7 separate regions of the Homo sapiens genome follow, and regions 1, 2, 3, 4, 6 and 7 are each linked to region 5. Evidence: chromatin loops called from intact Hi-C (ENCODE). Cell type or tissue: MCF 10A. All regions are shown on one strand. Links, peaks and the distances in the headings refer to the core of each region. The heading gives the core; the rest is flanking DNA.

The links. A loop is a pair of places that touch in the nucleus more often than their neighbours do. Peaks named below come from ENCODE experiments on the same cell type or tissue, not always from the same donor. Only the 100,000 strongest peaks of a DNase experiment are listed, where the experiment ranks them.
Region 1: it touches region 5 in a loop (20-fold over the local background); 89 of 110 quality-filtered maps call a loop at or near these places.
Region 2: a loop joins it to region 5, with 6 times the contacts of the local background. A loop is called at or near these places in 41 of 110 quality-filtered maps.
Region 3: it touches region 5 in a loop (6-fold over the local background); 7 of 110 quality-filtered maps call a loop at or near these places.
Region 4: a loop joins it to region 5, with 12 times the contacts of the local background. A loop is called at or near these places in 54 of 110 quality-filtered maps.
Region 6: it touches region 5 in a loop (15-fold over the local background); 5 of 110 quality-filtered maps call a loop at or near these places.
Region 7: it touches region 5 in a loop (17-fold over the local background); 7 of 110 quality-filtered maps call a loop at or near these places.

What each region holds. Positions count from the first base shown.
Region 1 is chr6:47,095,117-47,099,702 of GRCh38, reverse strand. No RefSeq gene overlaps it. Among named protein-coding and RNA genes, the nearest start is that of ADGRF1, 55 kb to the right of the region's middle. In MCF 10A, for the core only: a CTCF peak has its summit at 2,185 (motif pointing left); DNase peaks (open chromatin) are centred at 812 and 2,142.
Region 2 is chr6:47,239,175-47,243,760 of GRCh38, reverse strand. The region is part of intron 4 of TNFRSF21 (TNF receptor superfamily member 21); the gene reads left to right. Among named protein-coding and RNA genes, the nearest start is that of TNFRSF21, 68 kb to the left of the region's middle. RefSeq lists enhancers at 721-950, 1,171-1,300. In MCF 10A, for the core only: a CTCF peak has its summit at 1,802 (motif pointing right); a DNase peak (open chromatin) is centred at 1,110.
Region 3 is chr6:46,989,092-46,993,677 of GRCh38, reverse strand. No RefSeq gene overlaps it. Among named protein-coding and RNA genes, the nearest start is that of ADGRF1, 51 kb to the left of the region's middle. In MCF 10A, for the core only: a CTCF peak has its summit at 2,581; a DNase peak (open chromatin) is centred at 2,577.
Region 4 is chr6:46,846,440-46,851,025 of GRCh38, reverse strand. No RefSeq gene overlaps it. Among named protein-coding and RNA genes, the nearest start is that of ADGRF5-AS1, 55 kb to the left of the region's middle. RefSeq lists an enhancer at 3,621-4,185. In MCF 10A, for the core only: a CTCF peak has its summit at 1,897 (motif pointing left); a DNase peak (open chromatin) is centred at 1,915.
Region 5 is chr6:47,307,564-47,312,149 of GRCh38, reverse strand. It overlaps TNFRSF21 (TNF receptor superfamily member 21), which reads left to right and starts at 2,245. Exons shown (of 6, transcript NM_014452.5): 1 at 2,245-2,734. The coding sequence starts at 2,639. RefSeq lists enhancers at 1,983-2,277, 2,229-2,408, 2,572-3,294 and a silencer at 2,549-2,778. In MCF 10A, for the core only: a CTCF peak has its summit at 2,083; a DNase peak (open chromatin) is centred at 2,149.
Region 6 is chr6:47,166,134-47,170,719 of GRCh38, reverse strand. No RefSeq gene overlaps it. Among named protein-coding and RNA genes, the nearest start is that of ADGRF1, 130 kb to the right of the region's middle. In MCF 10A, for the core only: no CTCF peak of the experiment used is centred there; DNase peaks (open chromatin) are centred at 269, 729 and 2,309.
Region 7 is chr6:47,186,544-47,191,129 of GRCh38, reverse strand. No RefSeq gene overlaps it. Among named protein-coding and RNA genes, the nearest start is that of TNFRSF21, 120 kb to the left of the region's middle. In MCF 10A, for the core only: no CTCF peak of the experiment used is centred there; a DNase peak (open chromatin) is centred at 2,329.

The sequences.
Region 1 (4,586 bases), core at 253-4,252, 210 kb after region 5:
AACAACATTTCAAAGTAGGTGTTATTATTTTAAAGAAAAGCAAATTAATGTAAAGAAAGATTGAGAAATTTACCTTGGGTCACACAGCATGTAAGCAATAAAGCCATGATTTGAAGCTAGATCTGTCTTCTCTCAATGCCTATGCTATTAGCCTTTTTGCTCTCTTGTTAAGCCTACCAAGGAAAACGTAAATTCCACTCACTCTTGGAAACTTGGGAGCCTATGTTCCAGGCAATTTTGTCAAGAACAAAAAAACACAATTTCTTGTACTCTTGTAGTTTCGTATTCATTCATGACTTACCAATGTATTTGTTAAATATTACATATCTTCCCATTCATACTCAGAAAGCAACGTGGGCCTTGTAGATCGAGTGTTTATGATTTTAGACATTCTTGATTCAGGCCTTAGCACTAGGATGGTACATTTTCTCTGTGCTCTGCTGGTGCTTCTATGCCCAGAACAGAGCTAGGATGACCAACTGTTCTATTTGTTCTGGACTGAGCAATTTCCCAGGACATGAACATTTCAGTGCTAGAACTGGGACAGTTCCAGGCAAACTGGGATGATTGATAAATGCCAGGTTTTAAAAATACCTCCGATTTAGTACGGCAGCCTCAGAAATTCTAAAGCCACATTGAAAAAAAGATTAAACTATTTTTTCTTCACATTATTCTATGATTCAGGTTCTGGTTACATCTATCCCTGTGTTATCCTAAGCTTAATTTCTAGCCCTTGCTTACTACAAATAAGTTGCGGCACAGAAGTTGCATGATAAGACAGGCAGGGAATTGCAACACCACAAGTCATCTTGGCATCCAAATACGGCAAGTGATGAAGGATGTAAGCCGTCTTCAACATAGCCCAGATCCCCATCTCTTACAATTTTAGTCCTAGACATCTGACACTTGGCTCAAAATGCACCGTGCTTATTTCACTATGTTGTAATTGCTTGTTTATTCCTTGTCTCCCTTGTTAGACAGAAAGATAATTGAGGGCAAGGATCTAGCAATCTCAAGATTTAGAACTGGACCTGCTCCATGAGATTAGCTCAGTGACTCATTGGGGAGCATCTCGGGATACGAAGAGGGCACATTTACTTGAGATTTGTTTCTGAACTTTCTTGATTCATTATGAAGCTTGGCTCTTTGTATCATCCTTGAAATACATTAGGCACTTGAAGTAGGCATGGGGTTGGGGGATCTCACATTATAGGAGAGTTTCCTGCTAAGTTTAGTTTCCACACTCATCCCCCATAGACTGATCTGGCCTGGAGACTCTACCCACTCCCCGCAATTCTGTAGGAATCAGAGTTACAAGAGTGAAGAGAGCCCTAGGGCTTCTTGGTTAGCTAACTTTCTGACTCTGAAGTGGCCTTTACTCTTCCTTGTTGTTTGAGGGAATGCCAGACAAATGAAAAAAATTTATTTTTTAGGGGGGCAAATATTGAATTCAAGAAAGTGGTGAAACTTCTTTAGAAAGTTTCGCCTAGAAATCATGCCATCCTGTATAGTATCATTAAAGATAGAGAGAAGGATGGCAAAAAAAAGAACTAGCTTTACAAAGCACTTATTTTGTGCTAGGTACAATGCTACCTTTTTACATACCCAAATGAAATGATGACATGCCACAATATTACAAGATTAATTATAATTTCCATTTACAGGTAAGCTTGCAGTGTGGTTGTATAACTTGCCCAAGGTCATAAGAAACAGAGGTGGGATGTCAAATCAGGTTTTTAGTCTGTAAACTCATGTCCGTGTTTGGTAACATGTAGCATCACCTCCCGATGACCTTGAAAATCTCTGGACTGGCTCCTGGGTCCCAGATTTCTCTCAGCTTTCTGATGTTACTCAGATACTGAACGTAACCAGGAAATATTGGGTTAGTTTCCAGAGAAAGTCTATTAGAGGCATAGTGCTAATGATAGGATGGTGGGGAAAACATCTCTAAAGGGAAGGAATGAACAGCATGAGCCATGGTTTGGGAGCTTCCTTATAATATATGGGGGAAAAGACTCCATTTATAAATGCTCATAAGGTCTCTGGTTAAATTCCATCATATAAATTATTCGCAGAGAACTGCTCAGGATTTCCCCTCCCTGCAGGGTGAACAGCTGGCCTTCTGCAATGCCAGGCCTAGGTCTTCCGGTTCTTTGAGGATCAGTGCCCTCTGCAGGTTGAAGTCAGAGAAGCCAAAAGCATGAGAATAAAAGGACAAAGAGTTTTCTGCTCCTGTTCCTTCTCATGTAAGTGCTTGCCTCAAAGTACATTAAAGACAAAGTCTAGGGGACTTTGGAGGAAATATTTTTCCTTATGTGACCTTGAGTGTGAAATGTCATGGAACCACTGGGCAAGTGATGAAGAAACCAGTTGGTTCCTCGAATTCATCCTCATGATGCTGATTTGTTCCCCGCCGTCCTTCCTGCATGTTCCATCCTGTTTAACTGTCTCAGTCCAACGGGGCCTCAGCAACAACCCTTCAACAGTGGGGAGAATTTCCCAATGGAAAGGCAGTACAAATACACACTGGAGGACTCAAATTGACTGTCTGTGTTTTCTTTATTAAGATAAAAGTTACAGGAGAGCTTAGAGAGCAGATGCAGAATGGCTCTGTGGCTCTGTTTCTGCCCTGCAGCCCCAAGTCAGTGGCGGCAGGGGCTGGGAGAAAATGGCCTAACATTTTTTTACCACCTACTTTGTGCTGGGTTCAACTTTAACTTCACTAATTTCCTTAAGAAGGGGAATTCTATCCTCTGGTCCTCTTTGAGCCTTTGGTTGGGTTTATTTCTAAACAACCAACCTGTCATTTCTTCTTTTATTTTTGAAAAGGAGCCTCGCTCTGTCACCCAGCCTGAAATGCAGTGGCATGATCACGGCTCACTGCAACCTCCGCCTCCTAGGTCAAGAGATTCTCCTGCCTCAGCCTCCCGAGTAGCTTCTATAGGACATTCCATATTAAGAGCTGAGGTCAGAGTCAGCAGCAAGGAAATGAAGTGGCAGCACAATCCACCAGGGTGTGCCTGGGGGATCTTGTGCCTGTGGTCAGGGCGGACAGAAGCAGGAGGATTCCCAGACTCTAAGCCTTCTTCTTTTTCTTCCAAGCAAAAGTAATTTAGGAAGCTCAGAAAAACCATCAAGTCTAGGAACACTTTGCTGCTAATCTGGCTTGAATTCATCATCTGTTTGGAAAACTGGGCTTTGATTTTGTTCCTAAGTCTCAGTCACCGTGCTGTAGCCACAATGTTGATGACTAGATCTTTGCCCTCTTCCTGTGCCTGAGGCCTGGATGTGGTAACTGAAACAGATGTTGGTGCACCCCCCGGTATCCCCTCAAGTCTTACCGTTTCTGAGCTTGTTGGTTTAGTTTGCAACTGTCAGCGTCTGTGTCCATTTGTTTTCTGGCTTTTTGTGGAGAGAGAAACCCTTTGTGGCCATGCACATAGCAAGCCAGAAATGCCAGGGAGCTAATGTACATCCTTCCAGCAGCCTTCAACCCTTCTCAGATACTAAGCATGGCTAAACATAAAGCTGGTGTATCATCTATAGAATTTAAGAACAATGTGAAACTCAGTACATCTGTAAGATCATGCTCAGAGGCAGTGCTTGGCAGGCTTGTTCCTTAGAATGATCCCAAGTTTCTTAAAGACAAAAATTAGGACTTGATGAGTACCCCAAAATTCAATGTCAATTATAGGAAAAGATTTTCTAAGAATTACTGGTGTGGTATTGGGCAAAATTGTGCAGCATTCATCGGAATCTGTTACTCAGACTGAAGAGATTCAAACTCATTGGGTTCAGGAGACTGTAGTCTCTTCCATTCAATCTTGGCACCTTAGAATAAGTTTTGTATTAATTATCTCTTGCTGTATAACAAATGATGCTCAACATAGTGGCTTAACACAAGAATTATTTATTATCTCTCACAATACTAGTTCAGGGATGCAGGAGTGACTTCTCTGGCTGGGAACTGAAGGTCTTCCTTTGGGTTGTGGTTAGATGCTGGCCAGAGCTCCAGAAACAGGAAGGCTTGATTAAGAATGAAGATCCACTTCCAAAGCTGCTTCCTTACATGCCTGGCCATAGGTGAGAAGTCCCAGGGAGCCTCTCTGTGGAGCTGCTGGAGTGTCCTCATGGTAGGGTGGCCCATTTCCCCAAGACTGAGCAACTCAAGAGGCCAAGATAGAAGCCGCAATGCCTTCTTTTTTTTTTTTTTTTTCTGAGATGAAGTCTTGATCTGTCACCCAGGCTGGAGTGCAGTGCCATGATTCAGCTCCCTGCAACCTCTGCCTCCAGGATTCAAGGGATTCCCTTACCTCAGCCTCCCGAGTAGCTGGGATTACAGGCATGTGCCACCATGCCCAGCTAATTTTTGTATTTTTAGTAGAGATGGCATTTTGCCATGTTGGCCAGGCTAGTCTCAAACTCCTGACCTCAAGTGGTCCATCCACCTCTGCCATCCAAAGTGCTGGGATTATGGGCATGAGCCACCATGCCTGGCCTGCAATGCCTTTTCTGACCTAGCCTCAGAAATCACCCACTGCCATTTCTGCTGTATTCTATTGGTCACATGAATCAGTCCTGCTTCA
Region 2 (4,586 bases), core at 163-4,162, 68 kb after region 5:
GAAGGGTTAAACGAAAAAAGGCCAGGTGAAGAATAGTATGTAGGATGGGGCACAGTGGCTCACACCTATAATCTCAGCACTTTGGGAGGCCAAGGTGGGCAGATCACTTGAAGTTAGGAGTTTGAGAACAGCCTGGCCAACATGGTGAAACCCCATCTCTACTAAAACTACAAAAATCATCTGGGCCTGGTGGTGCATGCCTGTAATCCCAGCTAGTCAGGAGGCTAAGGCACGAAAATCAATTGAATACAGGATATGGAGGCTGCAGTGAGCCGAGATTGCACCACTGCACTCCAGCCTGGGAGACACGAAAAAAACAAAACCAAAAAAACAACAGTATGTACATTGTGCCACCATATTGCAAAAATATATACATATATATACACACACACACAGTATATACATAGATGTTAAAAATTGTTTTAAAAAATAAGGGGGGTGGAGAACATATATACTTATTTATTGGTATAAGTATAGACTGTCTCTATCTCTGGAAGAGTATATTGTGACTTGGTAACAGTAGTTACCACCACGGAGGGAAACTGAGTTGCCGAGACTTGGAAGTCAGAGGTTAAGGTCAAAGGTTAACTTAGACTTGTAGACCATATGCATTGTAATTCTAATGGCATGAATCTAATTAATGGACTTATTATGCAATGCTAATTTAATCAGATTTGATGAGTTCAAAAAGCCCGAGTCATAAAGATGAACTTAAGCCTTCTTACTTCAAGGTCTTGAGTTTCCTACGAAATTACTTTCCATCCTCCACAGTGTCTTATGGCAAGCTTTAAAAAGGTTTGCGAAACTTTTTCTCATGGATAGAATTATCGAAAGGCTTTTTTGTGGGAAAGATTTTCCAATAGAAGTTTAGGGAAACCTAAGGAATTTCCAATGGAGCATGATCTCCTCATGTTCCGATGGTGCTGAGCTCTTAAAAGTCTTGGCAATATTTTCAAACGTGAGTGGGCTCCAGCTCTGAACCAAGAGAACCCACTTATTCACTGTCCTCACTTCCTCTTTTTGAGAAAGCTAATCAGTGAGTCAGCTCAGGGCTGCAACACCACTACCGTTGATGTCAGCAGCCTGGACAGCCTGCAGACACCCGTGCCGGTAGCGGGGCGGGGCTGCCCCCCCTTTTCCCTCCCTCCGGAGCCAGCTGGTTCTTACCAGCTTTGGCAGCTTTGTGCAGCACTATTTGTTGTGGCTTTTCTCCTGTACATACAGGAAAGGCACAGCTCTCTTGCTTAGGGCAAGGATTGGCTATTGACACTTTGACTTAAATGGGGGTGGATTTATAGACTTTGGGGCTCAATTTTGAAATTAACTCTTAGAAATGATGAGAATTCTAAGACGAGGTATATACAGAAAATTATAGCCAACTACCTTGATTTGAGTTTGGGGTATTTAAGCGAGAAACCCACCGTGACCAGCTAACCTAGTCTAACTTCATAGGCCTTAAGTAAGGTTGCAGTTGAAACAAAACCTTTTCATTATTCTGTGCTTGAACAGATCTGGGGTGAGTGGGAGTGTTTTTTAAAATAATTCCCCAGTGGTTTTGGCATTTTTTTGGCCAGGTTAATCCTGAGATTCCCCTGATGGTGGGTGAGTTTGTTCTGCAGGCTCTGCATTGGCTCCCAGCTTAAGGTTCACTCACCTATGCCATCTCTGTGGTCTGGCTTGGGGGTTCCCAAGGAAGCTGAGCAGAACATCTTGGTGTTGTGCTCCTGTTCTTTCTTCCATCCCATGACATCCAGTGATCCCAGGGAGCTCTAGACAGCAGATGGCCCTCGCTGTCCACTTGGCAATTGACAATTTAGATTTAAGTGTTGGTGCTGTTCCCTACTTATGCAATGGAAGCACCTCCTTGCTTCATGTACTAAAGTCTGGGCTGTGCAGGAGAAGAAGAAAGAAGGAAAGAAAACAAGAGGTTTTAACTCAACAATTAGAAGCCCAGGAAAAGTTTGGGGAATTTTTCTCTTAAAGTTACTTGACTCTTGGCCCTTCTCTTTAATTTTTTAAAATAATGTTTTAAGAGAAGACTTACGAAGCAAAGAAAATTTGGAAGCACATTACAACAAATAATAAATCTACCATCTAGATTCAATTGTTATTCACATTTTGGCATATTTGCTTTATCTATGTATGTATACGTTTCCAGTCCATATTCCCATTTCGAAGACTTTCTCTAAATTTCTTATAACTGATAATCCTTCTTTCAAGCATTTAGAAATCAGCATTTTTCCATTTGCCTCTTAAGATTTTTGTTTGCAAAAAAAAAATTGGGTACATTTGGGTTCTGCTTGCCAAGACCCCTTACTCTGGATTGAATTGAACAAGAATTCACACTCAGAAGAATAATTTTAAAATCATTGTCTCTCATCATCTGAAACTTTTTTTTTAGGGTGATGTATTTGTTTTTATTTTTTAAGGGAGAAATCATTATATACAAGTATTTTACAGTGTCCGAACTTAGGAATTGAATAGATTCAGATAAATTGTTTTGTGATGAGGCTGGTAACCTCATTATATGAACCCTTATTTATATCTGAAATCCTGGAACCACATAGATTTGAATAAGAAAGCATTTCTTATTATCTGAATTCCTCTTCTCTAAAGACCACATAGATTCAGATATCAAGAAATACTTTTCTGGCAAAGAAAATATGCCTTTTTTTCCTCCCAGAGCCCATCTTATATGCCTGTATAGGCCTATAGAAGGTCTTGAAATCTAATTTGATTTTGATTATGTGGGCAGCTGGGAGAGCAGGGGAAACAGGCTTGAGATAATATCATAATTCTTAAATAGTTGTAATTTTATATTTATTCGCGACTAGAATTCCTTTGAGATAAACCTTTAGTAGAAATTGAATTTGTTTGTTTGTTTTTTTAACCAGCCACTTGTCTGTTGGGATCTGAAATATTTTCAATAGAAAACAAAGTTATTGGCTACAGTTGAGGTATCTGGTATTCACAGAATCTCTCATATTTATCTTAGCGCAGTCATCCAGCTGGAGTGTAAGTCTGCCATTGAGTCCCAGGTACTTGCAGATCTCAACCTCTACCCACTTCACTCTAGCGGAGGGGCTCGGGCAATGCCCTGTGGTCATGTGATCGCTTGTAATCAGTTTACAGGGTTTGTCAATTTTCTCTAAATGCTGTGGGGTCCAGACAGGGAAGTGACATGGCAGCAAAGAGGGTAACTTTGAAACTAGACAGACCTGGTCTTGAATCCTGGTTCTATGGCTTGGGGCAAGTTATTACCTCTTAGAGCCTCAGTTTCCTCATCTGTAAAATGGGGCTGATACAACTTCCTTAGCAGCAAACGAATCACAGATATTTTCTGCTGAATCACCTAGCACAGTATTGGCAATGGCTTATTTCTTCAGGTCTCTTTTTGTTACCTCATATGGAAAAGCAGTAAGTTTCAGTTAGATTTAGCAAATGGGCTTTTAAAAACCATTATTAAAGTGAGAGATTTTCACAAATGTAACATAGAACTCTTCCTTCTTTCTAAGTGTTGAATGAGGTCTGGAGGGAAAATTAAATCAAAACAGCGACTTTACTGTAAGGAGCTTTCTGCTGGGGACTATCAGGCATATCTAGTTATATTAGGGAAAAGGGGCCTGGTGGTATTGAACTGGGTAGTGTCAGGAGCCAAGGGGTTAAATGGAACCATTTTAGCAGGCTGGCAAAGAGCATCCAGGCTGGGCAATTAATGCTTCATTTCAGGGGGTCGCTGATGCATCAAAGTCATTAATTAGTTTTATGAAAACAGATTGTGCAACCACAGGGAGATTGTAATTGGGTAGTAATTGAAAATAACTTTGTGGTAAACTTTCGTTGAGCAGGTAGTTCAGGTGGGGGTAACTTGGAAGGGGAAAGAGAATTGGAGTGGGGGATTAGGGCATGAGGAGAATGAAATAGCAACAGTAAGACAAGCAATAAATAAGACATAATTTGAATGAAAGGAACACAGAAGTGACCTGGTCTAACCTATTTAGGTTAGAAGTGAGACCACAGGTCTGATGAGGGAAGTGGTTTTCCTAGTGCCACACAGCTAGTTAGTGTTATGTCTTCTCTCTTTTCTTGCAATGCTTTTTCCAGGATTTTCATGACTTTGATTTTTAGGAGCTGACTATGGGGAACATGAAGTACATGCCACACAGATGGCAGTTGAGGCTGGAGTTCTCGCCTATTCCTGCTCTCAGAGTCTACCCAAGAATGCTGCCAGATCTTGCTGCCTCGAAATCTTATTTCATTTATCTACCACCCTTGTCATGAATAAAATTTGGAAGGATTTTCCTTTACCATCCATGGCTCTGCCATCCCCGGGGCTAGGGGAATACTGCAACCTCCACCAGTGTGTCATCTCAGGAAAGGTCAGTCAACAGGGAAGTGATTTTTCAGTTTGATATTAGAAGTGGAGAATTATTTTTGGGCTTCAGTTTCCTTTTTTTTTTTTTTTTTTTTTTTTTGAGATGGAGTCTTGCTCTGTTGCCCAGGCTGGAGTGCAGGGGCGTGATCTCGCCTCACTGCAACCTCCGCCTCCCCAGTTCAAGCAATCCTCCTGCCTCAGCCTCCTGAGC
Region 3 (4,586 bases), core at 291-4,290, 320 kb after region 5:
ATTTGAGTTTGAAACATGAAGATCATTGATGTACTGATATAATAGGACCTCAGAGTAAGAAATTCCAGTGTCAGGAAGTTTCACCTAGAACTCATGTTTAGACTTTGCATAGCCCTCTATTGAATAAGCTCTTCCAGATCTGTAAAGAATTATTTTAGAAAGATTAATTTTCTCCATTTCTCTTACGCTTCCAGAACAAATGAAGGGGCTGACAGAGGGTCACTCTGTAGTTCAGTGTTTATCAGACTAATGCAAATGTTGGTAAAAGTCCCATTCTGTTTCTTTCCAAGTGGTTCTTTTTTTTTAAATTATACTTTAAGTTCTAGGGTACATGTGCACGACGTGCAGGTTTGTTACATATGTATACATGTGCCATGTTGGTTTGCTTCACCCATCAACCCTTCATCCACATTAGGTATTTCTCCTAATGCTATCCCTCCCACAACCCCCCACCCCCCGACAGGCCCCAGTGTGTGATGTTCCCGCCCTATGTCCCAGTTCTCATTGTTCAATTCCCACCTACGAGTGAGAACATGCAGTGTTTGGTTTTCTGTCCTTGTGATAGTTTGCTGAGAATGATGGTTTCCAGCTTCATCCACGTCCCTGCAAAGGACATGAATTCATCCTTTTTTGTGGCTGCATAGTATTCCATGGTGTATATGTGCCACATTGTCTTAATCCAGTCTATCATTGATAGACATTTGGGTTCATTCCAAGTCTTTGCTATTGCGAATAGTGCCGCAATAAACATAAGCGTGCTTGTGTCTTTATAGTAGCATGATTTATAAACCTTTGGGTATATACTCAGTAATGGGATCGCTGGGTCAAATGGTATTTCTAGTTCTAGATCCTTGAGGAATCGCCACACTCTCTTCCATAATGGTTGAACTAATTTACACTCCCACCAACAGTATAAAAGCATTCCTATTTCTCCACATCCTCTCCAGCATCTGTTGTTTCCTGACTTTTTAATAATTGCCATTCTAACTGGCGTGAGATGGTATCTCATTGTGGTTTTGATTTGCATTTCTCTGATGACCAATGATGATGATTTCATGTGTCTGTTGGCTGCATAAATGTCTTCCTTTGAGAAGTGTCTGTTCATATCCTTTGCCCACTTACGGATGAGGTTGTTTGGTTTTTTCTTGTAAATTTGTTTGAGTTATTTGTAGATTCTGGATATTAGCCCTTTGTCTGATGGGTAGATTGCAAAAATTTTCTCCCATTCTGCCTGTTCACTCTGATGGTAGTTTCTTTTGCTGTGCAGAAGCTCTTTAGTTTAATTAGATCCCATTTGTGTATTTTGGCTTTTGTTGCCATTGCTTTTGGTGTTTTAGTCATGAAGTCCTTGCCCATGTCTATGTCCTGAGTGGTATTGCCTAGGTTTTCTTCTAGGGTTTTTATGGTTTTAGGTCTAACATTTAAGTCTTTAATCCATCTTGAATTAATTTTTGTATAAGGTGTAAGGAAGGGATCCAGTTTCAACTTTCCACATATGGCTAGCCAGTTTTCCCAGCACCATTTATTAAATAGGGAATCCTTTCTCCATTGCTTGTTTTTGTCAGGTTTGTCAAAGATCAGATGGTTGTAGATGTGTGGTGTTATTTCTGAGGGCTCTGTTCTGTTCCATTGGTCTATATATCTGTTTTGGTACCAGTACCATGCTGTTTTGGTTACTGTAGCCTTGTAGTACAGTTTGAAGTCAGGTAGCATGATTCCTCCAGCTTTGTTCTTTTTGTTTAGGATTGTCTCGGCAATGTGGGCTCATTTTGGTTCCACATGAACTTTAAAGAAGTTTTTTCCAATTCTGTGAAGAAAGTCATTGGTAGCTTGATGGGGATGGCATTGAATCTATAAATTACCTTGGGCAGTATGGCCATTTTCACGATATTCATTCTTCCTATCCATTAGCATGGAATGCTCTTCCAGTTGTTTGTGTCCTCTTTTATTTCATTGAGCAGTGGTTTGTAGTTCTCCTTGAAGAGGTCCTTCACGTCCCTTGTAAGTTGGATTCCTAGGTATTTTATTCTCTTTGCAGCAATTGTGAATGGGAGTTCACTCGTGATTTGGCTCTCTGTTTTCTGTTAATGGTGTATAGGAATGCTTGTGATTTTTGCACATTGATTTTGTATCCTGAGATTTTGCTGAAGTTGCTTATCAGCTTAAGGAGATTTTTGGCTGAGACGATGGGGTTTTCTAAATATACAATCATGTCATCTGCAAACAGGGACAATTTGACTTCCTCTTTTCCTAATTGAATACATTTTACTTTTTTCTCTTGCCTGATTGCCCTGGCCAGAATTTCCAATACTACGTTGAATAGGAGGGGTGAGAGAGGGCATCCTTGTCTTGTGCCGGTTTTCAAAGGGAATGCTTCCAGTTTTTGCCCATTCAGTATGATATTGGCTGTGGGTTTGTCATAAATAGCTCTTATTATTTTGAGATACATTCTGTCAATACCTAGCCATCTTGCGACAACCTCAAGTGGTTCTTCTGTGGAAAGACAATCTGCATTTTATAAGAAGGCAGTAGGCCTATACTGTACTTACCCTTATCAAACTTCAGGGGGCAGTCCAGACCAAGAAATAAATCCTGGACAACTTCCTTAAACCTTAAATACACCTGAAATTCACTCTTGAATTTGAGGGTGCAAAAGGCGTTTTAATCTCACCACTCTAATTAAGGGCAATCTGCATTGTTGCTGCTTTGGTTTGTATAATAAAGGAGATTAGGGATCTGTAACTGTAATAGCTCTGTTTCCTGATGGCAAACAATGCCTCTGTTTCCTGGATTTATGCCCAAGTGTGCTGGTAAACACTGAAGACTGCTTTAAGCAAAGCGGGAAGTAGCCATGGGTGTCACGGAATTTTTATCTGCTAGAAAAACAGTGTTTTTGTTTATTATTATTATTATTTGAGTCGTATCAATGGGTTATACCTTGGATACCTTGGGCAAAACAGAGTTAATTCAAATATGTGGTTTGAAAAATAGATTAGAAATATTCTGTGCTTTTTGGATTCATTTCTTACTTTGGGAAGGAATAGTCTGGAAAATTTTATATAGGTTTGTCAGCCTAGAGCCCCACTTCCGTGGATGAATTACATAAAACTGTTTACAGATTCCACTTTGTACCCAAGGTCTTAGGGTGGAGGGAACAAAATAAAACAAACAAACATAAAACAGTGACTTGAATGCAGTACAGAGATTTGCGAGGTCCCCAGGGATTGGCCTGGAACGCTCAGGGCTGCTTTGCAGTTAACTCCTCAGCCTTCACCACTGTGGCGTGGGCTCACCTTAGCAAGCTCCCCTCCCTTGTTCGGAAAGCCTCCCCACTGACCTCACCTCAGGAAGCAGCAACAGATTATATTTTATCCATAGATGTGTATCCCTTTTGGAGAGAAATTGTACACTGGGGCTGTCTTTTAACAGAATAACATTCTTAACACCACGCCATGAGGTAATTTTTCCATATCCTTTATCTGAGAGTCTCCTGCTAACCTGGGCAAAGTGGAGGAGGGGTGAGACTGGAGAAAAGAACTAAAAGAGGTGATGGGGAAGAGTCCCCCTAGTTCACTGATTACCATGAATTCTCCCATAGGGGGTCCACATTTCACCTGGCTTGATCTTAACCAAATGTGCCCAGTTGTATTTCCTTGATTGGCTCCTGTGGGGGAATGGGGAGATTTTTCTGTGGGACAGGGAGTCTTTGGGAGACTTGGGGTCTAGCTTCTTCCTGTTGTCTCCTTGTATTTCAGTTTCCCATCTGTAAAACCACAGATCCACATTCATCTGATAAGCTTAAAGGTCTCTTCTATCTCTGACTTTCTATAATTCTGGGTCTCTTCATGAGTATCACGCTGGGAGAAGAGAAATTTATCACTGAAGAATAGCAGCCCAAATGGGTTTGGCAAGACTTTATCTTGCTGGGTAGAAATTGTAGATAAAACATTGCCAACAGCTACATTATGCCAACCAAATGGGAGGCAACGCCCCTTTGGAATTCTGACCTGATGTTCGAAACCAGAGCAAAGGAGTTCCTCAGTGTGATGTGCTGCCAAGGGACACATTGGATTTGTGGATAAGGTTTCCTAGTTCTTAGATCTCAGCCATATCCCTGAACACGGATGGGCAAGGCAGCTTTGAATTCCATGACAACATGCTGCTGGGCACTGCCAAGGATAATTCTTCACAGCATGAAAGCTTTGCCTGGCACTGGTGATAATGTGACTCTCTCTTCCTGAGGTAGTCTGGGCAGGAGAGCCAGCCCTATCTGTCTTCTACTTCACCACATTGTGGGAAATGTTATGCAGCCACCCCTTCCCCAACAACTAATTTAAAAAGGGTGAAATAAAAAAGTCACATTCGTGGAATCACTTCTATCATCTATGCTGATAATTGTTTACATATGAAAGTCTGCAACAATATGAATTTCTCATAGCCTGCTTTCTCTTAGACCAGAGAATGGTTCTCAGGAGTATCCCCAGCGGGCAGCATCAGTGTCACCTAGAACTTATTGGAAATGCCAATTCTTGGACTTCTCCCCAGACCTTCTGAATTAGAAACTCCAGAGCAGAGCCCCAGGGACC
Region 4 (4,586 bases), core at 240-4,239, 460 kb after region 5:
TTGCATGGGGAAATGGTTAAATAAATGTCTGTGGGGTTTTCAGGATGTAGGTTGCTAAGGCCAGAAATTAAGAAAGACTGTGGGAAGTCACGGCCTTTTGTGGTTTGTACAGAAAATTTCAAAGAGACCCATGTTGGAATGCTTCAGAAAAAAAAAAAAAAGTTACATGGAGATGAGAAAGATTACAGCAATTAGCAAATATAGAAAGGAGGTGTGGGTGAGTTATTGAGGTGAATGAAGCAGGAAGTCACAATCATTTGAAGACAAAAAGAAATAGGTGGTCCTAGAAATGCCAGGTAGGCGGAATGCATTTATTTTGTGCCATGTGATGGTGAAGTCAAATAAGTCCTCATCCCAAAGAGAAAACCCAGTGACCCAGGCCAGTAAAAGCCTGATTCTTCAAGTGTTCAAAATGAAGGTGGAACTTACAGGGAACATACCTTTTGATTGTGTTTTTAAAAGGGCAACGGGAATGGTGTCTCATCATTTCAAGAGGACGGTAGTTTAGCTTTAATATTAGGTTCTGTTGGTTTCTAAAATTATGACTTGGGATTTAAAATCACATCATGTATGCCAGCACGCAGCTATGCTTCCTTTCCATTCCATAACAAGGAAATATCTAATGAGATCCCGTGAGCTGTCTTTGTAGTAATTGTCTGCCTTCTTGCAATGTGGTGCTGCTGCTGCTCAGGCTTCTGCATGTCACCCAGAATGCCCCTCCACTCTCCAAACAGCGAACGATCCTTTCTATCTTCCAGGCATGGGGGAGGCCGGCAGCTCGCCGCTGAACTCAACTGGCTGTCAGGGCTGATGGTTTCCCTCACCTCATCCACACTCCCAAGCCGTGTGCAAAGATCCAGCATGTTATAGAAGGTTTAAACAAGGGTCCTTGAAGTAAAGTTTTCAGAACCAAATGTCTAGCAAATAAACAGATGCCTGTTCCAACATTTGTGTGAGGATGACTCAAAATTTTCATTGACAGCTGAAAATAGAGCCCTCATGTCCTATAGATGAATATAAAGGATGTGAGGGCTCTATTTATCCTCTAGCACATTCTAGACGGAAACCAAGTTTCCCACTGTTAGTGAATGTGGAGTGGACAGAAGAAGAAAAGAGGGGAGATGGGCCAACTCCCGAAGCCCGCTCTGTGCCAGACCAGTTCTTATCTCCAAATATCATCTCTATGTGTTAGCGGTGGGCGTGGGGGCCTTGGTCGTGGTGTCCTACGATTCAGACACAGCCGTCCTGTCTATTCTTAAATGATTTTATACACACCCATTTTTCCCCTTTTACCTGTAAACTTTGAAATGAAGTTGAAAGGCCACCAGTGTCCATGACAGGTCCCTCTGCACACATGGGGCATGGTTAGGAGATACATGAGCCTGTTCCCACTGCAGGGTTTTTATTCTCTCATGCAGAGCCAAGTGAAGGATGCCGGTGACTATTGAAGCCCAAACACAACAAACCCAGAAGCCTGGGGGGAAAAAAATGGCTTTATTCTCAGCATGAAAGGCAAGAGGACCTGACTGGGCAAGTGGTGGGCAGATTGCTGTCACGGCCCACTTCCGATGACATTAAACCGCAAAACCTAGGAATGACTTTGGGCCCTGCCTTTTTCGGATTTTGATTTTTACCATCCTGGGTCTTCCATCCTGCCAGCCAGCCGGCACCCCAGCAGTTGTGGGAAGAGGAATTTGACTTTGATTAACCGAGAAAAACTGTGCACCCGTTTTCTGTTTTTTTCTGGAACTGTGAGGGTTTTCCCATGCCCCAGGGGCTCCCTCACAGTTGTCCTATGCCAAGCATTCCCGACAGGAATCTCCAGCTGGGTTGGAGTGACAGCTGGCCTCCAGCACCGCAGCTCCGCAACCACCGCTGGCGTCTCCTGAGGCTCGCGCGCCCCCTGCTGGGCCTGAGAGGAGGCGTCCCCGCTGCGGTCCGGCCTCAGGAAGCCGGCGGGAGGCAGTCAGTCCCGCGGATGACGCGCCCAACGGTCTAGGTTCAGGAAGTAATTTGATCATATGGACAGAGCGAAGGTCAAGGCATAGTGGATAACAGAAACCAGGAATGAAAAAAATCTCTTTCACTCCCGCCTCCTAACACTTTTATATTATGATCCTTGCAGGGGAAAGGGTAGTCAGAAAGCAACGTAGGACTGTGGAGGGAGGGAAATCCCAGTCATGTAGTTTCAGTGTGTGAAAGGCAAAGGAAATTTCAGGCCCCCAATTCACTATGCAAAAAGGAAAAAATTAAGATGGAAGCTAAGTCATGCAAGAAACAGCCTTTTCCTTCTGTTGCTAAGCGAATAGCTAACAGATGAAAGGCCAGATATCTCCACAGATAGCTACGCTAGGTTCACCTTTTATGTAAAGTGCCGATTTACTGAGATGAATACATCACTGACTATTCCCCTACCTGCTCCTTTTCTCCTGCAATGCATGGATTATGCATTGTGACCATACCCTCCCTCTTCGCCTCCACTTTTCCCCTTTAAATACTGAAGCCCTCAAAATATCTTTGCAGAAAAACGGACCACAGACTGTCTCTGTGATTCTGTGTTCCTTTCTTCCAGTCGTGTTCTTAACCTTGGCAAAATAAACTTCTAAGTTGATTGAGACCTGTCTCAGAGACTGTTCGGTTTACAAGTGTGCATTGCACATCCACAGGCAGGCATACATTTCTGAGGCATACTCGCTGGGATAGCTCCTTCCTTTCTCTGTCCCCCCTCACTGACTGAATCTCATTTATGGCACTAACAACAAAACTGAAAGCCCCAGAAATGATCTGGTTCACCCATTCCAGATAGGTTGCTGGAAGGTCGTTTGAGGAAGAAAAATGGGTGCCTTCCATGTTTCATGGGAACCTAATACTTTTTCTATCAAGGCAGCTGCAAAAGGATTAACATAGGTGGCCCTATTCCCTTTCCTAATTCATCCATTCAAAGCCACTGCTGGCCTGGATTTTCATTTTCAATCCATGATGAATCTGCAGATGAATCTGCAGCTATCCCAGGGCAATCTGACAGACCAGCCAGCAGCTGAGGCTGGATGACAAGTTCCTACCCTAGCCTCTGAGCACACATTGCTAACGTGTGATCCGAGAAGACCCAGGTCCTTGGAGTAGAGGGACAAGCTGAAATGGCCTTAAGTAATAAGGCAGACAGCTTCCCAGTTTGGGGGGATGTCACGCACCTTGGCCTGTTGCTCCTATCCCCTCGGAATAGCTCTCACACCTTCTCCCTCATGTTGGACATTCCTTTTACAAAAACAGAAATCTCAAGGACAGATAAGGTTAAGAAGGTTAATCTCAGGTTAATCTCAAGGAGAGAAAAGGTATGCAAATATACTTCTGGGTGAAACACAGTAACTTAAATTTACCCTCGAATGAAAATGGCTGGTAACTATATAACTATGTTAACCAACAGTTTTTGAGCCCTTGCTGTGTACCTGGTCCTGTTCTAAGATTTTTATGTGTATAATTTCATTTAAACTCTACAGCAAACCAAAAGTAACTAAATATTCTTTTTCTTTGCATTTTTAGACGAAAAAACTAAGCACAGAGAGGTAAATAACTTGTCCACAGTCACACAGCTGAGGACCAGTAGAACCAGGATCTAAGTGCAGTGTCTGACCTAGAACATGGGCATGTATCCACCTCCTTATGTTGCTTCTCTATGCAACCTGATGCCAGTTACTTGCTTAAAAGTAGGCTTCCATAGCAGGAAAAGTTTCAAATGCACAAAATGAGAGGGGAGAACAATGGTGACAGAGAGGGTGGAGGAGTTAAGGCATCTCCCAGCTTCATCTCACTTTATAATTCTACCTTGGGGCAGCCCAGGACATAAAGACCAATGTTCTGGGCAAACTTCAGAGTGTGCCTGCTTCCTTTTTAAGTCTCTGATGAAACATCAAAGAATTCCTGCTGTGCTGCTTTATTGAAAGTAGTTCTCAACTTAGCTATCTCAACCCCCCAGCTTGAGTCTTCATTCAAGTGAGCTTCTTGTAAGGTCTCAATCACCAGTGTTGTTGTTTTTATTTTCATCTCGGATCTATCAAGAATTCTCAGAGTGTTGGATGGCATTTAGACATGTAGGAAGAAAATATGGCTTCCCAGAAATGAAGAGTGATTCTGAGGCTATGTTTAAACATATCAAGTGGAGAATTGGGACATTTGTCCTAATACATTTAGCTAAGTCATGATTTTCCTTATGATATGCAGACTGAAACAGCAGCTGATTTGCTACTTGAATGCTTTGCACTCTTTGCTTCATTTTGCATGGACAGGTGTATTGGGCTGTTCTTCAGCATTGATTGACAGCCAGTTTGGTAAATGTGGTACGGTGGTTAAGAGCATTGGTTCTAGAGCCAAACTGTGTGCTTTTCAATTGGAGGTCCACCACTTATTAGTTTGACTTTTGGTAAAATAACTCTTTCTGCCTCAATTTACACTACTTGAAAGGAGATAATAATGGTACAGGCTCCATGGGTTGTTATAAAATTCTTATAAAGCCTACAAAATCATATCTGGCATGCAATTATTGCAGAATAAAGTTAGCCTTTATTATTTTGCATCATACTGTGTGTGCA
Region 5 (4,586 bases), core at 164-4,163:
TTTAGCTATAATTATGATTTATCAACACATATCTCCTCTTTCCTTGGAACTTTGGGAGAAACTTCCTTATGTATCATTGAATTTTTATCCTTTCCCAGAAAACAGACATGTCTAAGTTACCACATTGAAAATGTGGCAATGAATTATTTAATGGTTGCAGCATTGTTACTTCAAAATGGAAGGCATGTATACATTTCAATTCAAAGTAATAAAATTTCACACTGCATCTAGATTCAAATTATCTATAATCTATCACTCTATAGAGGGACATGTATTTAAATGTTAGTAGTAAACAGAATTGAGTAAATTTTTTCATCTCTCAAAATGTATATTAAATTTCAACTTGATATGATCAATGGAACACCAGGAATTCATGAAGTTTCAAAGTGGTCCAAGCACAAATAAACAATTTTCTTTTAGTTTTAGGAAGACAAATAGTTGAGAAGAACTTCTTATACCTGCATAGTAACCCAGACACTAAACTCTAAAGTTGCCCAACTCTTTAGAGCAAATCAATCATATATTACCACGAAAAATGTGAGTTTGGATGCAAGGAGTAAAATGGACTAAATAAAAACGTATTTGAAGCTCCTCCTCCTCTTTAATACCTATGTAACTTCTTAAAAAAAAACAACCCAACCTTATAATAGTATTGGCCAGTCATTTGAATTTTTGAAGAAAAAATTGATACAGTTATGCATGAAAACACAGCATCTATCCCTCACTCTTTCAACTTCTGAAAATAGCTAGAGAGTGGCAAGTCCAACCATCATCCTTTCCCCAAAACTCCATAATTAATGGTAATATTTTCTAGAACTCCTTTGAATTTCACTAGAGGTTATATATTGTAGCTTTTTTCCCACTCTAACATTTATAGACAATACTGACAAATGTTTGAAATAATAGATTGGAATTAACCCTCATATTAATTTTAGCTTCTACCAAAGTGTGCATAGAGCAAAGAATCAAAGGACAACATGTTAACTAATAAAGCAAATAATTGGTACCTATGACTTAGCAAGTTACCTTTATTAGCACTGGGTGTTGGATCTTGAAACTGATAGTTTAAAAAGTGTGATTCTTTTGAAATGGGACCAAAGGAGCCTAGGATAAGCCCAGCACCATAGGGCTCCCAATTGAGGGGTGTGGACTGGATGGCTGAAGAGGTAATATCAATACAGTGTGCCATGTGCTGTCAGTACCTAGATGATGGATAACACGATACCAGAAATGGTGGCCACAGTCAGGAGACTCGGCCTTCCCCCAGGTGAAACAAAGAAAAGGATAACAGCTGCTCTCTTACATTCAGAAGTGTGTGAGATACCAACATCCACGAGAATATTCCAGTTCTCCTTCTGAAGCAGAATACTACCTATTCTACCACCCACATCCTGACAAGGCCTTTGGAAATCAACTCAAAAATTTTTAGCATTATTTTTTGGGGGAAGGGTGATTAAAAAAAATCTCAGGGATAATCCGATTCAAAACTCTTGATTTTTAAATTAGGAAAATGCATCTTTTGATACATTTCAAGGAGTTCAAAAGTCCCTCCAAGACCATCCATGGACCCAACACCAATGACTCTGGGTTTTAAATCCTTTTAGTTTGGATTTCCTTAATTGCATTCATAAGCCCATATTAAAATTAAAATATAAAAAATTAAAATCTTTGCCCCATATTAAAATCACCCTGAAAACTTAAAAAACAAACAAACAACAACAACAACAAACCTCAATGCCCAGACCAGATCCTGTCCTGTTCCAATTAAATCAGAGTCTCTAGAGGTGGGACCCAAGAATCAATATATATGTTTTGAACTCTCCAGGTGATTCCACAGGGCAGCAAAGTTTGAGAAGCAACACACAGGTCTCCTTTTTCGTCACGCAGTTGATCTAAGTGCTCTGTGGTCTATTCACCATCGCTCTCTGATTTAATCATCGTGTCCGAAACAATGGAAAGGCGTATGTAGCTGAAATAATTTAGTTGGAATTATCTCGGAAAAAATAAGTAAAGTTAGATCAGGAGTGAGATGCTTTCTCAGCGCTTTCCCTGGGTCAACAGGCGCGTGCAATTTCCTCAGCGAACGCCAAGGGGCACCCTCTCCCTCCCCGCTCTACCTGGAACGCCTTCGCCTTTCCAACCGCACAAAGAGCCCGGCCTCCTCCCGGGTGACATCACAAAGGGCCGGTCCCCCGCCCCTTCGGCGCCACCACGTGTGTCCCTGCGCCCGGTGGCCACCGACTCAGTCCCTCGCCGACCAGTCTGGGCAGCGGAGGAGGGTGGTTGGCAGTGGCTGGAAGCTTCGCTATGGGAAGTCGTTCCTTTGCTCTCTCGCGCCCAGTCCTCCTCCCTGGTTCTCCTCAGCCGCTGTCGGAGGAGAGCACCCGGAGACGCGGGCTGCAGTCGCGGCGGCTTCTCCCCGCCTGGGCGGCCGCGCCGCTGGGCAGGTGCTGAGCGCCCCTAGAGCCTCCCTTGCCGCCTCCCTCCTCTGCCCGGCCGCAGCAGTGCACATGGGGTGTTGGAGGTAGATGGGCTCCCGGCCCGGGAGGCGGCGGTGGATGCGGCGCTGGGCAGAAGCAGCCGCCGATTCCAGCTGCCCCGCGCGCCCCGGGCGCCCCTGCGAGTCCCCGGTTCAGCCATGGGGACCTCTCCGAGCAGCAGCACCGCCCTCGCCTCCTGCAGCCGCATCGCCCGCCGAGCCACAGCCACGATGATCGCGGGCTCCCTTCTCCTGGTGAGCGCTTGCGTGGACCGGGGGTGGCGGCGGCGCCGGAGCAGAAGGAACCGCTCTCCGGGAGCCGGGCGGGTCACCGGGCCGGGGCTTAGGGAGGCGCGGGGCCCGGCCGACTGGGTTACGGGCACTGAGGGGTTTCCAAGGGAAGGCAACACACCAGAGGGCCTCGACTAGGTTATTTGGGGGAATCTCAGGGCTCAGCCGGGGCTGGGGAATGAAGACGAATTGTTTTCCTTGCAGTCTGGCTTTGCTGGAGGAGACGCTAGAGGTAGCCGCCCAGCTTCTGCGCATTTGAGGGCTTTTCCCCCTACTCGGCCTACCTCGCGCTCCCCACGCCCGCAGCCACAGCCCCCCACCCATCGGCCACTGCCCCTCTGCGTGGTGTGGGGCCTCGCCGCGGTGTGGGGCTCCCACGGCCGGCCGAGGCCGGCGCTTTGTTGCAGCTGCAATGTCATGTCGGGATGCTACCGCAGTGGAAGACAGTGGTACCGGTGCGCGCCGGACACCGGAGACCTCCGGGTGCTGTCGCGCGGTGCATTCCCGAGCAGGGCGCAAGCCGCCCCCTCCTCAATCCCTTTACCCTCTCTCTTCCCTCTTGGCTCGGGTGGGGTCTCAGGTTCTGTATGCCGAAATATCACCCTTAGACCCACTCTCCGGCGCCTCCAAAGCGCCGGCTTCCAGCCAGCCAGCGCGCCGGCACTGGAATGGGGGGAGGGGGAAGGAGATGTGTGTGAAGGAAGATGAATTTTCTACAGTCTTTCCGATCCCTCGTTTACCTGTGGCTAGGCAGGTGACCCTGCAGGGTGGTGCAGTCTCCCTCATCGTCTAAGCTGCATCCACATCTCGGGTCAATCATCTTGACCAAAAACTTACCCTCAACTTCCCCCAAATTCCCTCCCTTTATTTCCAAATATTGGGGTGAAGGGGCAAGTTAGGTGGAAGAAAATTTGAGATCAAACCCTTGAGCTTCCCTTGCCTATCTTTTATCACTGCAGGAGGGATGGAAATTCTTAGCTAAAAACCGAACAAAAAAACCCCCAAGAAACAAGAGCTTGTTTTCACGACAGGGCTGTGTAAGGGAAAAGCAGGCTTGCTGTCTCCTTCCCCAAAAGGGCTTAACGCCTGGCCAGCCAAGAACTGCTTAGATCTCAGGACATTGCAGTTGCTATGGCCTGGGAATTCATCCTACAGACACTCTGGTTCCTTGTGTGTGTGTTTTAAGAGGAAGAGAGAGACTAAATAAAAGTTTGTTACTGTTAGCATTTATAATGAGGCAAGTCCCAGTCTCCCTTCAGAAACTCTTTTCTGCCCACTTATTAATGGCATGGCCAAGGTTTATATCTTTGAAACAAGTGAAACAAGTGTGGTGGATGGTAAGCAGTAGTCGGGGAGTCTCTTGGGACAATGAACCTGGATTGACAGTCTTGGTGTGGAGAGAAACACATCTAGGTCCATGGGAACACTGATCCTAGTTCAGTGGAGTGAGAACTATCATCATTTCCTTTTTCACAGCTTTAGATCCACTACTATCCACTACTATGTTTCAGGTGCTTCTAACACATCTGATTATTATATGCCTCACAGAGTCCATTCCCAGATTAAATCTTAAGTCATTGTGCAATACTCCATTTATTTTACCTTTTAGCATGAGGTAGGTAATTAAACAAAGGTCTTGATGTAATCAAATGGTAGGTTGCCTTAACTAACTGAGAAAGGGCCCAGCTCCTTTTCTTGAATCATCAGGCTAGGCACCCTGGCTTATGCCTGTAATCCCAGCGTTTTGGGCGGCCAGGGTGGGAGGATTGCTTGAGTCCAGGAGTTCGAGATTTGCCTGGGCAACATAGTGAGACCC
Region 6 (4,586 bases), core at 233-4,232, 140 kb after region 5:
AAATTTGGCCATGTCAGTAGCGCCCCCAAACTCTGTTTCTGAGCACAAAGTGTTGACATGTTTGCCCTGGAAGGAGTGAGGGACGAGAGCACACTGTCAGTAAGGTTCAGTGATTGCCCAGAGTGGTATGAGCTGCAGGAAACCAGGAGGAAGTAATTTGGGGAAAAGAAAGCAAGAGGCTAACTAAGCCCATGCATTCTCTTTTGAAGGTGGAAGACACATCTGGTCTGTTCAATGCCTCCCTGAGGGTATGTGCTCATCTCATTTCTCTCCTGTTCTTTAGAATGAATCAGCAAGATCTAGTTGTAGAACAAGGAGATGGACTGTAACTATTTCCTTAGGCTCTATTACATGCCAGGTGTTTCACACATTTATCTATGATCTTCAAAGCAATTTCAGAGCATAGATACCAGCCTCCCTATTTTGCAGATGATGAAACTGAGGCCCAGATAGAAGTACTAAGGAAAGTGTCCAAAGCCACAGAGTGAGTTAGCAATGATTTAGGCAGGGGTTACTCCAAAACCAAACTCTTTCCTCCCCACCAAGCAGATGCAGCCAAGATATCTTAGTGGAAGCAACCCTACCCCTCTAGCAAGTACAGGCAAGTCCTGACTCCCTGTGTGCTCCCAAATGTCTCCAGTGACCTATCATGGCTCCTCCTGTTTGACTTGTTAGCTCTAGCCCCAGTATCACAAATGGATGAAATGACCAAAAAAAGAAAAAATAGTTTAGTTTTGTTATCAGGAAGTTTCTATGGAAATAGTTACGCAATGGGTGTGAAGAAGTGTAGAATGGTCTACTGAGATTTTCTGCTGGATTAGCTGTACCAAGTAGTTAGGCTCAGGGAAGCCAAGAAAACACAACTCTGAATCATGAGGGGTTGATGCCCAGCACAGAATAGAAGGAAGTTTCTAGTGGAGTATAGACCATGAATCAACCTGCCAACTTCCGAGTAAGGAGGACAGGCTGGAGGCAAGTGTGCATAGGCAGATTTTATTCCTAGGCTTCTTTGTTATCTTGAAAGCCAGGCCTAGTTTTCATCTTCTATTGGAGGGAATAAAACGACCATGGGAATTCTAGTGATGGGCAGAGGAAAGAGAGAAAAGCATTCTGATGGTTAGTATTATGTATCAACGTGACTGGGTAAGGGGATGCCCAGGTACTTAATTAAATGTTATTCTGGATGTGTGTCTGTGAGGGTGTTTCTGGATGAGGGTAACATTTGAATCAGTAGACTGAGGGAAGCAGATTGCCTTCCCCAGGATGGGTGGACCTCATCCCACCCATTGGAGGCTTGAATAGAACAAAAAGATGGAGTAAGGAAGACTTTGCTCTCCTTGCCTGTCTTTGAGCTGGGACATTGATCTTCTCTTGCCTTCAGTCTAGACACAGTTATTGGACTAGGACTTGGACTGGAATTTGTACCACTAGCTCTCTTGGTTCTCAAGCCTTTAGACTTGAGCCAAAATAATACCATTGGCTCTCCTGGGTTTACAACTTGTTGACTGTAGATTGTGGGAGTTCTCAGTCTCCATACCCATATGAACCAATGACTTATAGTATAACTCTTTATACATGTACATCCTGTTGGTTCTGTTTCTCTGGAGAACCCTGACTAACAGAAGTATTTTCTTCTCTCTACTACATTCTCTTTACTTTGATACCTCCATATGAAACTTGTGAATAGACACAGCCCTGGGAGAGATCGGGAAGAGAGAAAAGAATAACTCTTAGGCTCCATAAATAGTTTAAATGCTGGAAATTTAAGAGTGGGCTGGGAGTAATGGCCACAGGGCTGGCTTCATGGGAATGCAACCTAAGCATTTACTTAGGTCTTGAACTCAGGGTGGTCCACAGTTGGTTTTACGCTCTGCTGTTGCAGTCTTGAAATTCATGATAAGTTTTGAATAAGAAGTGCCACATTTTCATGTTGCGCTGGTTTGTACAAATGATATAGCCAGTCTTGAATGGACAGATGGTTGTGCCACTTGCAGAAATGTTGGTGACAGGGGCAGGAAGTGACGACAATGACTACTGCCACAGGTAGTGTTCCTCACTGCCTCCATTTCCCCTCCTTGCCATTAACTTAGGAGCCAGGGACTCTGATTTCTGCTTTAAACAGTTACATAAAGGAAAGGGGAAAATTCTGATTATACAAAGCTAAAGAAGCTACCCAATGACAAAATGTACACTGTAGTACCATTCTGGGCCCTCAGGCTAAGTTTCATTACCCTTTGTAACATAAAACCTCTCCAGCACTGACTAAGAAGTTAAGCAATGTGGATAGTCTGGCAAGGCCTCCACCTCCCCCACAGAGATAATTTGAGCTCCCCAGTGCAGAAGACGGTGAGTCAAGTGCATTTTGCTGGAGGTAGTCATCAGAGGGTACTAGGGAGTAGGTTCTGAGGCTGCCCTGATGCCTGCCAGGCTGGGCATGGCCAAATTGTGCATGTCAGTACCAGATCTGTAGACGCTTACAGCTCATGGGCTTCCTTGGGGAAATTTCAAGCTGATTGTAGTCAGTATTCTAGGCACATTTCAGTTTTATGTAACCTCATCTCCCATTCTCCAGGACATCTAGCACTCTCCAAATGACAAAACTTCCTAACTTTCAAAACAGTTTTTTAGATGTTTCATGACAGCTAGTAGCTGGTAAAGTCTGGGAAGTAACACCTTTCTATGGTCTCCTTGTTGCCTTCATTTAGATGCAAATTCTGCTCCTGTGATTCCTTTTGGCCTGCAACATAAAGAGTTTCAGTCAATGGATTTTTCCTCTCTTCATTCACAACACACATACGTGCACACTCACGCACACTAGTGCACTGAGTATTCCTCCCTCTATCTTTTGAAAAGAGTCCCACTTTTCTTGGGGAAACTCTTCTTTCCCTATTCCATGTGATCTGCTTAGAATGAATGATCTTTGTGGCTTTGTGTCATTCCAATGGTAGTGACCAGCAGGGCCTATGGATTAGTCCCAGTTACCAAGATTCCCAAAGCTGTTCCCTTCCCATCCTTCTGAGTGTTCAATACTATATTTTATTCTGTGAGCTATCCAGGACTTATTACTGAACTTCTTTTTTTGCTTAAGTTTATCAAGGTCCATTTCTGTGGTTTGGGATCAAGAAACCTATTGATTTGGAATGAAACACCATTTTGGAGGGCCTTCTCTACCCCAATTTTTCTGAAAGTGATAACATCATAATCATGTTGCTTAGCAGTCAAGTCTTTCCTAAGGAAGGATGATATATTGTATGGGATATTAAAAGCTTACTGCAGTTAGTACTAGCCTTATTCTTTTTACTGTAGGAATTCAGGTTGTATAAGCAGCAAAACTTCTTAACTTGCTATGTGATTTTTTAGGTGATTGGTAAAATTAAGCCAACTAGTAGAATAGATGGAGCAGTTTCCAGCCTGAGTACTCTTTAGAGGTTCGTGAAGCAAAAAGAGAGCATCCAGGCCCTCTGGTCCTTGCCAGCTGCAGCAGAGTGGGTGGCAAGAATCACTAGTATTAGGGCTAGCCAGATGCACAGACAGCTCAGAGGGAGGCATGCTGGGGGTGCAAGGATGGGGAGAAGGGAAGTTCAAACTCAAATGGTATTTCTTTGAGGTTGACTTGGAGACAATTCTGTTCTCTATCATTATGAATAAGTGGAGAAAAGTAAAAATGGCATTAACTAAATTTGATAATGGTACTAAATAAGGTAATATGCTTAGTAGTCCGGAAGACCAGAGAAAAATTAAAAATGATCTTAATGGTCTTATAGAAACAAGGTGGTATTACACAGGACCTGGACTCTCCCCTTAAAAAACTTAAAAGTATTTTAAGGGAATTGATCACTGACTGTTTAAAGAGGAAGGAAGGTAGCACAATATAATAGAAAGAGGGACTTTGGGGTGGCTGAGTGGGGTGGCTCATGCCTATAATCTCAGCACTTTGAGAAGCTAGGCGGGCGGATTGCTTGAGCTCAGGAGTTTGAGTCCAACCTAGAAAACATGGTGAAATTTTGTTTCTACTTAAAAAAAAAAAAAGGGTACCTGTAGTCCCAGCTACTCAGGAAGGTGAGATGGGAGGGTTTCTTGAGACAGGGGATGGAATTTGCAGTAAGCCAAGATTGTGCCACTGCACTCCAGCCTGGGCAACAGAGTGAGACCCTTTCTCAAATAATAAAAAATTAAGGAAAAAAGAAAGAGGGACTTTGGAGCCAAATAGATTTACATTCAAGCCCAACTCTACTAATAACATGATGATGTCAGCCAATGGCATTGATTAGGAATATCTTTGGGTTGCAAGTCACAGAAACCACAACCAGCAGTTGCTTTAGCCATAAATGAACATTTAATTATCTCATCTAACATGAAGCCTGGAGCTAGTTGGTACCAAATTACATGAAACAACTCATTGATATCGGAATACAAGCTTGGCATCTTTGCAATTTTCTTCATTGCCTCCTCTTAAACACAACATGGCATCAATGACTCTAGGCATTAGGTCCTCATATGACAGATTTTGTAACCCCAAAATCAGTATAGGTGGCTTTCATGGTCATTTGCAGACATGCACAGAGCAAGAAAACATTTGAGTCATC
Region 7 (4,586 bases), core at 243-4,242, 120 kb after region 5:
ATTTGTCAATTTTGGCTTTTGTTGCTATTGCTTTTGGTGTTTTAGACGTGAAGTCCTTGCCCATGCCTATGTCCTGAATGGTATTGCCTAGGTTTTCTTGTAGGATTTTTATGGTTTTAGGTCTAACATGTAAGTCTTTAATCCATCTTGAATTAATTTTTGTATAAGGTGTAAGGAAGGGATCCAGTTTCAGCTTCCTACATATGGCTAGCCAGTTTTCCCAGCACCATTTATTAAATAGGGAATCCTTTCCTCATTTCTTGTTTTTGTCAGGTTTGTCAAAGATCAGATAGTTGTAGATATGCGGCATTATTTCTGAGGGCTCTGTTGTGTTCCATTGATCTATATCTCTGTTTTGGTACCAGTACCATGCTGTTTTGGTTACTGTAGCCTTGTAGTATAGTTTGAAGTCAGGTAGCATGATGCCTCCAGCTTTGTTCTTTTGGCTTAGGATTGACTTGGCGATGTGGGCTCTTTTTTGGTTCCATATGAACTTTAAAGTAATTTTTTCCAATTCTGTGAAGAAAGTCATTGGTAGCTTGATGGGGATGGCATTGAATCCATAAATTATCTTGGGCAGTAGGGCCATTTTCAAGATATTGATTCTTCCTACCCATGAGCATGGAATGTTCTTCCATTTGTTTGCATCCTCTTTTATTTCACTGAGCAGTGGTTTGTAGTTCTCCTTGAAGAGGTCCTTCACGTCCCTCGTAAGTTGGATTCCTAGGTATTTTATTCTCTTTGAAGCAATTGTGAATGGGAGTTCACTCATGATTTGGCTCTCTGTTTGTCTGTTACTGGTGTATAAGAATGCTTGTGATTTTTGTGCATTGATTTTGTATCCTGAGATTTTGCTAAGGTTGCTTATCAGCTTAAGGAGATTTTGGGCTGAGACAATGGGGTTTTCTAGATATACAATCATGTCATCTGCAAACAGGGACAATTTGACTTCCTCTTTTCCTTATTGAATACCTTTTATTTCCTTCTCCTGTCTAATTGCCCTGGCCAGAACTTCCAACACTATGTTGAATAGGAGTGGTGAGAGAGGGCATCCCTGTCTTGTGCCAGTTTTCAAAGGGAATGCTTCCAGTTTTTGCCCATTCAGTATGATATTGGCTGTGGGTTTGTCATAGATAGTTCTTATTATTTTGAGATACGTCCCATTAATACCTAATTTATTGAGAGTTTTTAGCATGAAGCATTGTTGAATTTTGTCAAAGGCCTTTTCTGCATCTATTGAGATAATCATGTGGTTTTTGTCTTTGGTTCTGTTTATATGCTGGATTACATTTATTGATTTGTGTATTTTGAACCAGCCTTGCATCCCAGGGATGAAGCCCACTTGATTTTGGTGGATAAACTTTTTGATGTGCTGCTGGATTCGGTTTGCCAGTATTTTACTGAGGATTTTTGCATCAATGTTGGTCAAGGAGATTGGTCTAAAATTCTCTTTTTTTGTTGTGTCTCTGCCAGGCTTTGGTATCTGGACGATACTGGCCTCATAAAATGAGTTAGGGAGGTTTCCCTCTTTTTCTATTGATTGGAATAGTTTCAGAAGGAATGGTACCAGCTCCTCCTTGTACCTCTGGTAGAATTCTGCTGTGAATCCATCTGGTCCTGGACTCTTTTTGGTTGGTATGCTATTGATTATTGCCACAATTTCAGAGCCTGTTATTGGTCTATTCAGAGATTCAACTTCTTCCTGGTTTAGTCTTGGGAGGGTGTATGTGTCCAGGAATCTATCCATTTCTTCTAGATTTTCCCGTTTATTTGCGTAGAGGTTTTTGTAGTATTCTCTGATGGTAGTTTGTATATCTGTGGGATCGGTGGTGATATCCCCTTTATGATTTTTTATTGCATCTATTTGATTCTTCTCTCTTTTCTTCTTTATTAGTCTTGCTAGCGGTCTATCAATTTTGTTGATCTTGTAGTTCTTGGCCTAAGCGGACACTGGATAATACGTACCTTTGAACATTCGGCATATCTTTGCAAATAACAGCTGCTTTTGGTTATGTTGGTGGCCACTGCTGTTCTTTTTCTGGCTGGGAAAGGTTTCAGTCAACATATTGCCTGTGAGGAGCTGATTTTCCTAAAGGACTCTCCTGCCCCCAATGCACATAATTCACAAAGCTCTTCAATATTGAGATCTTGGGTATGGTTATTAATTGGTTAATTCTTTGCCTGTCTCCAGAGCTTCAGCTGGATGAGTAACTGGGTGAATGCCTATGTGGCAAGTTGCTCTTCAGGATGAGAAACTACATGAAAGTGTAGCCCCAAGAAACCAGGTGCTCTCAAATGAGTCACTGGTAACAAGCAGACAACACATGTTTGTCCACTTTACCTGCCCCAACCCCTCCCGCCCTTACTCCAAAGTCTGCTCACACTCCACCCTCTGCAGGTAAAACAACTGGGTGAAAGGACACATTTTTGCAACCAAGATAAGGCTAGAATGACTATTCTCTCTACCCAATTACTCATCAGGAAAGCATTTTTAAGGGTCAGCACAATCATGAGTAAGTTTGTTAAAGGGTTTTCCTTTTTTTTCTCTGACTTACAAGGGAGATGCACTTTGCACTTTTTTTTTCTTTTTTTCTTTCTTTTTTCTTTCTTTCTTTTTTTTTTTTTTTTTAGTAAAAACAAGTATAAGGTGGATATTGTTCCTTGGATACAGACATCTAGCTGAAGCCAAATGCATCTTTGGCCAATAAAATGCCATAGGCCTTCTTGGTTCCACTACACCAAGCTACACTGTGGGACATCCTCGCAGATGTGGGCCCAGGGGTGGTGGGGGCAGCATCTGGCTAACTGACCTGCTTTGGGGTTCTGGCTGCTCTCTTCATTCTCACTTCCAAAGGCTGCTGGAGTCTCTCTGTTAGCTATGACTTGGACATAAAATGATCTCGAAATGTTATGTGTTCCCTCATACTGAGTTATTTTTAACTAAGCCTATAGGCTTCAGCCTGGTATTCTAGTCCCTGCACAATCTGTTTCCAATCAACTGCTATTGCTGGTGTTTACCTTCTGAAGACCTCATTCTTCTCTAACTCATGAGATGTAATAGTTATGGACTCTGGACTCAGAAAAACTCAGGTTCTAAACAATCTCAATTCATTATTGAGTTATAACTTTGCTTTCCCCACCTCCACACGCTTGCTCACATTGTTCTCTTGGCCTGGAACGTCATCTCTGCCCTTTCACATACGAACAAACCCTATTCACATTTAAGGTCAAGCTCAAATACTACCTTGTAGCCCTTCCTAACTACACAACTAGGTACAATCTCCTTTTCTTCTGAGTTAGCTTGGCATCCCATCTGTTTGCCGTTTCTCATACCTGTTTGCCATTTCTCATACCTTGATTTTGTTTCCAGGGCTCTCACTTCTGCGTTTCTACTTTAAATCTCTGTCATAAAACCAATTACATGATAGAGTCACCAGATAAAATACCAGGTAAAATACACCAGATAAAATAAGGACACCCAGTCAAATTTCAACTTCTTGTCAAACAAATACATTTGTTTAAGTATGGCCCAAATATCGCATAGGAAATACTTAAGCAAATTTGTCACTTATGTGAAATTGAAATTTAACCGAGCACCTTGTGTTTTGTGTCTGGCAACTCTTCATACGTGACTCTTTTTAATAAATGGTGAGCATTTATCTGGCTCCTTTGTGGTACTGAACATTATGTGACAGTAGGAACCTTGTCTCATTCATCTTGCAGCCCTGATGTTTCTTCCTCAAAGCACTTGCTGGGCAAATCCTTGTTAATTAATAAAGGGATTTTCATACCAGTAGGTATGGGCACACAGCACAGTTCTGAGAGCCTCAGTGTTGGAATCAGATGGACCTGGATGTGTCATATTCCTACCACAAGACTAAGTTTGTGAGGCTTAGCAAGTTAACTACCTTTCAAAGCATTCTCATTTGTAAAATAGGAAGAAGAGTGTACTTATTCCATAGAGTTATTCTCTTTATGCATATAAAGGGCTTAGCACAATGTCTGGCTTACAGAAAGTGCTTCATAGCTGTTAGCTATTACTTTTGGAAATTATGAAATACATTCAGATCAGAGCAGCAACTACTCTGCTACAGGCAGTAAGAATTACATAAATGACCTAACTATACAGAGTTTGGAGCATACAAATTCAAGACGGATCCCAGACCTCCTTTGGAGAGAGTCCTTAACTTGTTTGATTTTTCTTCCTGTTCCCCAAACCAACAGTATGTCCTCATCTCGGGCTAATGTTTGTGTCTGGCTTTCTAAGATGTCACTTCTTTGTCTCTGGGTCTAAGCCTACCTTCCCCAGCATCCTGAGATACTGTTGTAGCTCTTCACTCCGCCCTTCCTGACAGTATTTTACCTTCCTATTCTCCCTTTCCTCTGGTCCTGGGTGCTTAGTTTCCCAACCAGAAATTAATTGCTGCTTCCTTTGAACAGCATTGCCTTTGTGTGTGTGTAAATATATGAGTATACATGTGTGTGTAACAGGGAAAGAAATAAGTCATTTTGGCATCTCCTAATTATCCAGGCAGAGCTGGTTGGTGGGTGGCCAACTGCAAAATCATTCAAATCTGATATGTATT